Linked DNA regions of Homo sapiens: region 2 is linked to region 1. The links are chromatin contacts, found by Hi-C in ENCODE. All regions are on one chromosome and are shown on one strand. Each heading gives the region's core, a stretch centred on a gene start or an enhancer-like site at or near the end of the contact. The rest is flanking DNA. Distances are from core to core; before and after follow the strand shown.

Evidence for each region. Hi-C counts contacts between places; a loop is a spot of excess contacts on that map. Pooled maps may share reads with other maps.
Region 2: a map of vagina shows a loop between it and region 1 (14-fold over the local background). The contact joins the enhancer-like site here to the promoter of SNHG26 in region 1. A Hi-C loop is called at or near these places in 1 of 168 maps with a recorded cell type or tissue (vagina) and 1 of 50 pooled maps.

The regions. Positions count from the first base shown.
Region 1 is chr7:22,850,048-22,855,815 of GRCh38, forward strand. It overlaps SNHG26 (small nucleolar RNA host gene 26), which reads left to right and starts at 4,193. Exons shown (of 5, transcript NR_146320.1): 1 at 4,193-4,233. RefSeq lists a silencer at 4,008-4,467 and enhancers at 4,565-5,176, 4,968-5,197.
Region 2 is chr7:28,110,428-28,116,761 of GRCh38, forward strand. The region is part of intron 1 of JAZF1 (JAZF zinc finger 1); the gene reads right to left. Among named protein-coding and RNA genes, the nearest start is that of JAZF1-AS1, 67 kb to the right of the region's middle. Within about 2 kb of position 2,649, at least 6 of the 41 ENCODE cell types and tissues checked have a DNase peak (open chromatin) inside an H3K27ac peak, as active enhancers do.

The sequences.
Region 1 (5,768 bases), core at 2,943-5,442:
TTTCTTTTTTTGAGACAGAATCTCACTCTGTCACCCAGGCTGTGCAGTGGCATGATCTCAGCTCACTGCACCATCCACCTCCTGGGTTCAAGTGATTCTCCTGCCTCAGCCTCTCGAGTAGCTGGAATTACAGGCACCCGCCACCATGCCTGGCTAATTTTTTTTAATTTTTAGTAGAGATGGGGTTTCATCATGTTGGCCAGGCTGGTTTTGAACTCCTCCCCTCATGTGATCCACCTACCTCGACCTCCCAAAGTGCTAAGATTACAGGCGTGAGCCACTGCGCCCAACCAAGAGACACTATTTTTAATACCGTTTTGACCATCAAAAAGCATAAAAGTGGCAGGCCATGCTGGTTCACACATGTAATCTCAGTGTTTTGGGGGGCCAAGGCAGGAAGACTGCTTGAACCCAGGATTCAAGACTAGCCTGGGCAACATAGTGAGACCCCACCTCTACAAAAAAAAAAAAAAAAAAAAATTAGCCAGGCACGGTGGCACACACCTGTAGTCCCAGCTACTTAGAAGGCTTAGGCAGGAGGATTGCTTGAGCCCAGGAGGTCAAGGCTGCAGTGAGCTATGATTCTGCCATTGCACTCCAGCCTGGGCAACAGAGCAAGACCCCACCTCAAGAAAAAAGAAATAAAAAAAGAAAAGCACAAAAGTTAAGGCAGTGACACTTACAATGTCCCCAATTGACTGACTATACACTGAGCTGAGAAAACCCTCAGTGGCTTCCAGGATTATGTTATTGCAGGGTTAATGAGAGATACTTTTTTTTTTTGAGACAGAGTTTCACTCTTGTTGCCCAGGCTGGAGTGCAATGGCGCAATCTCGGCTCACCACAACCTCTGCTTCCCGGGTTCAAGTGATTCTCCTGCCTCAGCCTCCCGAGTAGCTGGCACTACAGGCATATATCACCACGCCCAGCTAATTTTGTATTTTTAGTAGAGATGGGGTTTCTTCATGTTGGTCAGGCTGGTCTCAAACTCCCGACCTCAGATGATCCACCTGCCTCGGCCTCCCAAAGTGCTGGGAGCGACATTATTTTTAATTCCACTTTGACCATCGAAAAAACACAAAAATGGCTGGGTGCAGTTCACCACACCCATTTCCCCTAGTCCCACAGAGGAAATAATAGTCTGCACCTGTCCACCTTGAAAACAGGTGACAGGCAGAGGATGGAAGCCAACAGGACCACCACAGTTTGCATGATTTCAGCATTCATGTTGGCACAGAATTGTATTGAAATTCCTTCCTTCTCTGGAAAGGAATGAGGAAAGAATGAGTAAAAGGCCCGGGGCATTGTCTGGGAGAAGCTCCTCTACAGAAAAGCATGGGACTGGGGGAAAAGGCTCCCCACTAACAGCAGCAAAACAAGCCAGGGAAGTGCACAACGCCTCCCAATGCCCTGGGATTCCTACTCTCCAAGCATAGATGCTCCTTAGCTTATAATGGATTTATGTTCTGATAACCCCACTGTGAGTTCAAAATATGGTAAGTTGAAAGTGCATTTAATACACCTACCTACCGAACATCCCAGTCTACTATTATCCCATTAGCCTAGTCTACTTCACATGTGCTCAGGACACTTACATTACACTACAGTTAGACAAAACAATTGAACACAAAACCTATTTTAGAATAAAGTGTTGAATATCTCATGTAATTTATTGAACACTGTACCGAAAGTGAAAAACAGAATGGTTGTACGGATACTTGAAGCACACTTTCTACTGAGCTACGTATTGCTTTTGCACCATCACAAAGTAAAAAAAAAAAAAAAAAACATAAATCAAACCATTGTAAGTCAGGGAATATCTGTAGTTCACCACATGTGTGAAAGACAAGTCAAATGGACAGCAAGAAAAGGAAATTCAGTAGGTTTTATCAAGCATTTACAATGTGCAAAGCCCTAGGCCAGGTACTGGGAATACAGGAATAAATTCACACTCAAGGTGACCCAAGGAAGCTACCGCCTGGGATAAAACCCCACTACTGCCCCATTATCAGCCTTGAAGAGTTTTATGGTATGAATATTGAACTGCTTTGGGGGAATAATCTCTTCCTCTGATAAGGATATTTAGATAAGGAGTTTTTCCCCTTATCTAAATATATTCTAGGCGTTTACACTGAATTCGGGGGATTCAGTAGAGAAGGAAACAGAGTTCTCATGGAGCCTACATTGCACCATCATGGCAACTCTGCATGACAACACCCTAAGACCAGCTCCACCCACCAGAGAATAATCCTAGATGACCTATTAAAGTCCCCTGCACTCTATTATCCTATGATTTTTCTGTAACTCTCTTGGCCTCTTTGCTTCTTTCCTCTCCTAAATTTCATGCAGCATATGAGTTTCCTGCTGGTCATGCTACACTCATTGTACTAATAGGTACCTCTTCCTTCTGGAAGCCTTTCCTGTAGCCTTAGCAGGCTGGGCTTTGTGGCTTTATGCTGTGCCCTTGGCACTCTTCATGGGCTTCTATCAGTGGGTGAATCTCATTTTATATTCCTCACTTTAGTGCAGGGGCAGTTTCTCATTGAACTTCACACCCTCCAACACCAATCACAGCACCTGGCATAGAATAGGCACTCAATAAGTATTTGCTGCACTGAGCAATCTGTAGGGGCCAACATGGAAAGTTTTCCCTTTGCCCTCTTAAGGTTCACTAAAAAATCAACTTGCAAAAGGCAGATTAATTGGAGAAAAAGCATATAAATGTATTTAATGTGTATACCCGGGATCCTTCAAATGAAGACCCAAAGATACAGGGGAAATTATCCATTTTTATGCCTAGGTTCAACAAAGTATGGGCAGTGACGTAGAAATGTGATCGGACAAAAAGTGTATGATCTAAGACTAATAGAGGGAGAAAACCCAGCAAGGCCTGTCTGTCTGGATTCTTCTTGGCCTCTCTGAGCATGCACTCTTTCCTTCTGGGTATGGGACAGGACTCCCTCTGGAATGGGGGTCTTATGACCTACAGTCAAACAAGGGAAGTCAAATAATGTCTTTATGGCCAGATTTTACACAGAACGGCAGAGGGAAAGTCCCCACAGTCCTTGTATTAATTCCCTAGGGATGCCTTAACAAAGCACTCGGTGACTTAACAGAAATGTTTTGTCTCACATTTCTTGTGACTAGAAGTCCAAAATCAAAGTGTCAGCAGAACCAAACACCAAGCTCCCTCTGAAATCTGCAGGGGAGGGTCCTTCCTTGCCTCTTCCTAGCCTTTCTCCGGTGGTGGCCGGCAATCCACCGCATTCCTGGGCTTACAGCTGCATCACTCTGATCTGCCCCTGTCCCGCCACATTTTCGTGTGTCTCTGTCTTCAAGTGGCATTTTGACACCGTGTGATAAGGACATCAGTCATGTTGAATTAGGAGGGTCCACCCCAATGATCTCGTCTTGACCACATCTGTAAAGACGCAGTTTTTCCAAGTTAGGTCGCATTCACAGGTGCTGGAGGTTAGGTCTTCAATGTCTTTGGGAGTGGGGACAAATTCAGTCCTTAACACTCATGTTCTATATGTAGTGCTGCTTAGGCATCCAGCCAACAGACCTGCTTATTTTACTGCAGTCAGAATACCTTCTCCCCTTCCTCCTCACAGTCCAATGACACAGACGTGCTTTGGGGGCAAGATATTTGCGGGCCGTGGCCATCATTCTAAGCATGCAGCACTCCAGGCACCAGGAGTCCTCCCCGTGCTTCAACCCCTCTTCGATGAGTTTGCACCCCCGACCTCCGCTAATGTTCACATCCTTTAACGGGAGCCAGTCTTCTGCTACGTAATTAGACGAGTCTTGAAAGAAGCACCCAGGGGCGTGGCTGAAGACTTTAAGAAACACCAGGCAAGGGAGGGGAGTGGGTACCAGAGACACCTAACATTATTTGAGTGGCAGGAGCTTCCTCTGACCTTCAACGAGGTAAAGAGACATCACAGCCAGCGAGAGTTTGGGGCAGACTCCCCAGACTCGGAGGCCGGGGCAAAGTGGGAGCCGGGGCCAAGTGGGAGCCGGGGCCGTGTGGGGTGGGGGGGGGGGCCCAAGGCGGGGAAGGCCCGGGCCGCCGACAGGGGGCGCGCGAGGGCCTCCGGGCCCCGCGGGCGGGGCGGGTGCTGGACCCGGAGGGGCCTTCCGGCAACTTTTTGGTTGGTGCCGCCCCGCCCAGGCCCCTTTTAAACTTGATCTCCGCAGTGCCCTCCCTTTTCGGCCGCGGCGCGTGACTGGGTAAGTGGGCTCGGACCTTCTGGACGCAGGAGCCGACCACGTGGCTCCGGGGCTACCCCGTGCGCTTCCTAGGCGCGCCTCTCGCTGCCCCCACGCCGAGGCCTCGGCTCGGCGCCGCGGGGAAGCCTCCGTTAGGGCCCCTCGGGGGTGGGGGCGTCCTCGTGGCGCTTGGGCCCTTCGTCCCGGGTTAGGACGGCCCGTGTCCTTGTGCGCTTGAAGGGGCCGCCCCCTTTCCTCGAGGATCCCACCCCCACTCAGCAGAAGCCGCCAGGCGCCCGTCACCTCCCGTGCCTGAGTCCCTGCCGTCCACGCATTCGGCCTACAGGCAGCTTTTAGTCCTTTTTCAATTAAATGATTGCATTTTGAGGATCAAATTCCAACCGCAGGCGGAGGCGCCGAGCCCCGGACGGTCTCTGGGTTCTTGGTGCACTCGGGGCTCCTGCCTGCCCAGGGGCTGTGACCGCGCGGACGGAAGCCTATTTGGGAAGCGAGTGAGATCTGATGTCTGAAGCGCTTTAAGTTTCTAAGCGGGGCAGTATAATAGCGGGGTTAGCAAACACACGGAGGTCATTTCACTCGCGCAGCCATCCCCCACCGCCACCAGTGCCGTTCATTTGCTACTGGCCCGCAGTCAGATAATTTAAAGGCTTGGAGGGACGAGTCTTGCTGGAGCCGACGCCTACAGTAAGTTGAGCGGAGTGCTGTGAGCCCTAATAAGGGAGCCTGCTTTCCTCCCGAAGATTCGCTTTTTTGGGAGTGGCCAGAGCGTTATTACAGCACAGGGCCCGCTTCCAACGTTTAATCAGGGTGTGAGGAGGCCCTTCGTGGTTTTCTGACCTGGGAAAAGTCTGAACTACTGGGTTCTTTCTGGCTTGGACCAGGACAAGGTGTTGAACGCCTAACTTAGGTCTACTAAGGTGTAGAAATACGCAAGGCTGCCCCTAGAGAACGTTTGTCTGGGGAATAATGTAAGTTTTTGGAGCGGCTCTCCTGAGCATCGCTGAGCATACTAATTGTTCATTACTGGTACAAAATGCTATATAAAGGGATACTTTGCGAATTTAGTAAAATTGATAAAGATCTAAATTTACATTTGAGTCAACAAATAATCTTTGTGGCTAGCATAGGTACCACAGTTCTGTTGGAATGTGAAGCTCGTGGTTCACCTGTTTTCCTCAGTTGTGAAAGATTTGCTGCCTTTTTGATGAAACCAAATGGGACCCATTTTACCATTCTTTAATGAGGAAAGCTTGTACATTTGCAGCCTAGGTTCTAGGCATCTTTTATCCAGCGTTATAGATAGACCCAGAGCATGGACAATTTTCCCTCCCTGGAATACCTCCAGCTCTGGCGAATAGCCCTATATACAGCACAGGAAGATAGCGGTGGTAAGGCTTTGTTTTACCATTGCTTTAGGTGTTAGAGATTCTTATTGAGCCCATTTTATTTTTATTTTATTTTATTTATTTTTTTGAGTCGGAGACTCGCTCTGTCACCCAGGCTGTGGTGCAACGGCGCAATCTCGGCTCACTGCA
Region 2 (6,334 bases), core at 1,399-3,898, 5.3 Mb after region 1:
AAAGAAAAAAGAGAGAGAGAAAAAGGAAAGGAAAGGAAAGGAAAGGAAAGGAAAGGAAAGGAAAGGAAAGGAAAGGAAAAGGAAAGGAAAAGGAAAAGGAAAAGGAAAGGAAAAGGAAAAGGAAAAGGAAAGGGAAAGGAAAAGGGAAAGGGAAAAGGAAAAGGAAAAGGAAAAGGAAAAGGAAAGGAAAAGGAAAGGAAAGGAAAGGAAAAGGAAAGGAAAGGAAAGGAAAAGAAAAGTTAGTTTAAAAACAAATAAGCAAAAAATCCAGGATTCTCAGGCTGAGATGTTAGAGTTCAGTTACCAAGGTGTGAATGGGACGGTGCTTTCTGCCTCAGTGTCCTGAAGACTAAGACGTGGTGATGTGCCCACATGGCTGGCCACAGGGTAGCATGATATCTCAGTCACCTAAAATCACACTCGCAACCTGGGAGCCTTGCCTGGGAGGGACTTCTAATTCCATCCAAAAGTTTTGTTCGCCTCTTATTTTTGTAAAGATAGCAGTAAAAACTACCACTGGTAATACATTTAAAATTAAAAACTAGGGTGGGGGAAAATGCTTGCAATCTGGTCAACAAGATGGACAAACGACCCTGATTTTCTGGCTTTGAGTTTCCTGAGGACTCTGCTACAGTAGACAACTAGATCTGGCTGAAGAAAAGTAAGGAATTCATAGAAAATCTTGGTCTATTTTATGCTTGATACAACCCGAGTATCAAAGTATTCATAGATAAAGGGATAGTCTGTTGTTTTCCTACTTAGCAAAGTAATGCTAATCCAGTTAAGTTAAATAAATACTTATTGCAAATCTACCGTAGGCTTGCCTGCATCCTTGCCACATCTGGTTATAGGCACAGAAGTAACAAACAGAAAATATTCATTTGCTTCCATGTTTCTACTTTCTGACCACTGAAGACATTTCTCTTTAGGGTTCTGTTTTATTTATTAGGGTTTTGTTACATTTTATTTATGTGTTTGTTTATTAATTCATTTGGTGAGCTTTTTATTGAGGAAGAACATGCAATAAAGGATTTTCCTTCAGTTTTATGGTAAAATATAAAACTAGGCCTTTATAAAATATCATCGCTTTCTATCACATGATAGCTATGTCTTTGAATAAGTCACAATGCTTCTTTGAGGAGGTTCCTCAGTAAAAGGCGGATAATAAAATCTATGCTATTCATCTTAAAGTGGTTTTCTGAAGGCCAAATCAAATGATGAATCAAAAAGTGCTCTGTAAGTATTAGAGGATATTGTTACTTATTATTAGCATAGATACCTATGGATCAGAAAACCTAATAACAACAACAGTGTATTTACCTTCAGGAGACTTCCCAGGGGTGTGTGTGTGCATGCAGCATGCATGCATGTGCATGTGTGTATGTGTTACCAGCAGGAGAAGTAGGGTGGCTCTGTGCCTTGCAGCCAGGGTGATCATTTCCCAGGTACAACCATATTTCTGCAAGCATCAGAGTTCAAGGAAGAAACAAGACTTGGGACAGCTGTCTATATGCCTGACCTAGAATTGTGTAGTATTATGGTGCTATACCAACATCTAATTTTTAATCGTTCCAACTCTAGAGCTGTTTTTTCACTTTGCTTTTGTTTCCAGAGCTTGACTGGTGGCAAAGGATACTTGAAACGTCCCAAACCTATGATTTTATGATCATGAGGTGTCTTCGCCTCTCCCCTGCTGGTGACAGATACTTGGCTGTCCCAGAGTTACTTAGAACAAATACCACTAGGAAAGAACTTTCTGAAGAAACCTTAGTGGCCTCCAAATTGGCAACGGAAAGAAACCAAAAGTTAGTGGAGGTGAAGTCACTGACATAACAATGGAGGCCAGTTTCATTAGTTTCATTCACTGAAGCAAAACTTGGACCAGAAGACTCATTATTCAAACCAGATGCTGATTTTGTAACATCCATTTCAGTGATGAACTGTCTCCATTTTCTTTTTATTTTGAATATGCAATATTACAAAGCAGACAAATCACATTAATAAGAGCACACTTAAAGTTTGTAAAGTTGGTTTTAAAAAGAACTGAGTGTAGAAAATCTGTTTTCAAAAGTTTATTGCCAAAAGCATTTTTTTTTAAATTTTTAAATCATGTGACAAAAGAAATGCTACAATTGGTTTAAGATAAGATCAATTATGGGCAGCAATGAAATTACCTTTTAATGATAATTAGCCCCAAACTTGATTACTGTCAGCTTGAATTATCTGGTCATAAGGCATACAAAGTACTGTGTTCATCTGTCTCAAACAAGAATGAATGGTGGGCCCGCCCAGGTTAGCAGTCAAATAAGATGGGAGGCAGGGGAGGAAGGGGAGCAAATGAGGCAAAGAAGGCTGACCGTACAGACCTCGAGTGCTTAAGAGAAAGCAAACATCATAAAAATTTGTATCAAGCACAAAACTCACTTTTAAAAACAGCCTGCTGATAAACTTCCTCTTAAAAATGATGATTCTGTATCTCTTGTCAAAAGAATGACGAGGATCTCAACCCCAGAAAAAATAGTGAGCCTCTCCAGGGAGAAACTGAACCAGGTCAAGCTCAGGAGAATATGAAAGCAGAACAAGGGGAATGGAGCCTGGAAAGATGACCTGCGCCTCTGGACATAATCTCGAAGGGGAAATGGGAACCCGCCTCCAGTTCAGGGCATTCAGAGATGACACAGCCTTGTTGTGCAACATCCAGGTTCGTTCTCAGAGTCCGGCCTGTTGAATCGGTATCCTACAAACAAGGCAGTGTAACTTCTGGGGGCCCAATTCTGTTGCTTTATGGCGACAGACTACAGTATTTAGAGATGGAAATGATCGCCAGCCTCGTTTTACAAACAGGACCAAGGAGGCAGAGTGAATCCTCATGGGACTAACTAATGGCAAAGCCAGTTCTCCAACCCACGTGTCCCGACTCCTTTACCCAGCTGCTCCTGTCCTCTCTCCCTGGGCTAGTGGTGAGGCTCTGAAGAACAGTTACTAACACTGCTGCTGAGGAGCACTCACTCACCACAGTCTGCCCACTACGAAAGGACATACTCCTCTCTGACCTTGGGCGTTCTCACCTGGTTATTCAACACCAGATACCTGCAGAAGAAAATCTGTATTCATATCGGAGCTATAACTCCTATTTACCAAAACCTACTATGGACCAGGCACAGTGCTAGGCCCCTGCATTCATTCACCTCTTGTAATGCCTATAACTTAGGATGTGTTTAAGCCTCATTTTACTCAATAATGAGGGCTTAAAGATGTGAAGTAGCTTGCGAAGTCCACACCACTACGTAGTGACAGTCCTAGGTTCAGACTGGTTTTTCTAGCCACTGAAGGTACTGTACTTTCTACTACACTACTAGCTCTCAAAATTTTGCTAAAGAAAGAGCTCCTCATTCAGCTGATTATGAGAGCTGCACAGGAAGCTTTACCTGATGAAAATATCCGGATCTCTATATATGAAATAAGTAGATTCTGAACAATGGCAATAATGCTTCTAAAATCTTGGAGGGTAAACACAGGCCCTTTCAGTTTACTTTGCTAAAGAGAGAAGTTTCTTGCAAAATTCTAATTTTTCCTTCCAAAAATCTTTACTCCACATAGTTTGGGTATTGTTTATTATTCTTCATTTCTTTTTAGAACAAAAGCTTAACACAACAGAAGAGAAGGACAATGGGAATATTAACAAGCAAGAATAACTTTCCACGGAGTTGGTAACCGAAGTAAGATCCCACAGACCAGACTGTGGAGAACTTCATTATTCCAGCTCACTGCCTCCTTGGAGCTGGCCATGCTCCACTGATGCTTTCACCTTCTGGCAACCACCTGCTACCTTTACCTTCTGCAAACGCAGGCACCTGGCCAGCCTGGAGAATTCTGCTCTCTGAACAGAACACAGATAATTCCCATCTTCCAGTCTGAACACAGCCCTGAAAACTAGAACTCACTGCGGGTTTGGTGCTACTGACATCTCTGCAGTTTGTAATCTTCTGCTTGCAGGGAGGCTGGCTTGTTCAAAGCTAGAACACTCCAAAGAGGCCTATTCTTAATCAAGGAAGGCTGACAGGTTGGAGCCTGCTTTCCTCAATATATAGATTAGACAAACAGAAGCATCATCAAGGCAAACTGGGCATGGTGTACTGTCAACCAAATACAACCAACTTCTTTTTAGGTTTTTTTTTTTTTCTTTCTACTTTTAGGGTTTATTTACTGGCAGTTTCAGGTCTGGAAATACAAAAAGGAACATGACATGGGTTCTGCCCTTGAGGTGCTCCCAGTCTGGTGAGGGACACAACACCTTTCAGGGGACAACCGTGGTACTGAGGATGAGTGTGAGAACACAGAGGTCTACTAGATGCTATAAGAAAATGGGACAGGGGAACTAGGGATGCCTCATCAAAAAAGGTGCCACGTGAACGGGGCTTATAGATGAGTAGGAATTTTCTGGGCAACAAAATGGGGGTGAAAGGACATTCCAAACAGAAAGAACAGTGTGTTCAGAGACTCAAATTTATCAAGAGGCCTGCAGTCCAGGGAGTAAAGAGAAGCAGCGTTTGTATGTGCAGGGAAGGGGAATGGGTTAAAGGAAGGATCTCAGAGACTATTTACAAAGGGTCTCTGTAGGCATGTAGGAGGCAAGAGGTTTTAAAGCAGTGAAATGACACATGTAGGTTCTGTTGTTGTTTTTAAGTAATTCTGGCAGACATGCTGACTGTGGATAGGAGGCTACATCAGGGCTGCACAAAAGAAGTAAAATGCCAACCACAGGGCCAAGCCACATATGTAATTTTAAATTTCCTAGCAGCCACATTTAAGGTAAGAAAAGACAAGTGAAATTAATTTAATAATATGGTTTAACCCCTCAAACACAAACTACTATCTTTCACCATGTAATCAAGAGTTTTAAAATTATAAATGAGATAGCTTACATTCTTTTTTTCATACTAAGTCTTCTAAATCAGGCACAGTGCAGCACATCTCAATTTAGACTAGCCACATTTCAAGTGCTCAAAAGCCAGATGTGGCCAGTGACTACCATAACGGACAGCACAACTGTAGATAAACCACTACAGCTAATACAAGACCCACTTAGGAGGCTGTAGTCAACAGTACCAACAAGAAATGATAAAAGCTCTAGGAAGGTTATTTCTGGCCCTTGGACATATGTTGAATTGGCACTGAAATACAACTGTAAAGACATGTAACTTATTTTTTGTTTTGAATAGGTAATACTTTACAGGCTTCAAATATAAAAATAATACAACAGAGTACACAATGAAGAGTATTGCCCCCTGCCTCTTCCTGCTCACCACATCCTTATCCATGCTATCCCCCACCTACCCACTAAAAGTAACCACTTTTATTGAACTCCTTTCATTTATCCTTTCAATGTTTCTTCATGTGGATTCAAGCAGATATGACTACAGACTCATATTTTGTCTCCTTTCTACATCAAAGGGAGCATACTATATATGGTTCTATACTTTGGTGGGGTTTTTTTTCCATTTAATAACATATCTTGGAGGTCTTTCCATATCAACGTATGAAGAGTTTCCATGCTCTCTTTAAAATGCTGCACAATATTCCATTGTAAAAGTGGATCATAGTTTATTTAACCAGTCTTTCACCAGTGGATACTTGAATTGCTTCCAGTCTTTTCTATTATAAACAATGGTCTAATGAGACACCTACTCTATAGGTCACTGCATATGTATTCAGATGTATCTGCAGGAGTAATTGCCAAAGCCAGACTGCTGGGTCAAAGGGTAATTGTATTTGTAATCTCGATAGATGAAAACTGGCCGAACTGGCCTTCATGAGGGTTATGCCATTCTGTACTCTCAGAAGTACACTGCTGATGTTTCCACAACTGGTCAACAATTTCTAAGTGTCACACTGTAGAATTTTTGCCAATCTGATAAAGTTAAAAGTGCTACTTCAGTACAGTTTAAGTTTGTGATTCTCTTATTATGTGTAAGGCTGAAGATCTTTTGGTAGGTTTGAAAACAATGTATTTCTTTCTCTCTCTCTCTTTTTTTCAGACAGAGTCTCGCCCTGTCACCCAGGCTGGAGTGCAATGGTGCGATCTTGGCTCACTGCAACCTCCACCTCCCCGGTTCAAGCAATTCTCCTGCCTCAGCCTCTGAGTAGCTGGGATACAGGCACGTGCCACTACGCCCGGCTAATTTTTTGTATCTTTAGCAGAGACGGGGTTTCACCATGTTGGCCAGGCTGGTCTCAAACTCGAACTCCTGACCTCGTGATCCACCTGCCTCAGTCTCCCAAAGTGCTGGGATTACAGGCGTGAAACACCGCACCCAGCCAAGACAATGTTTTT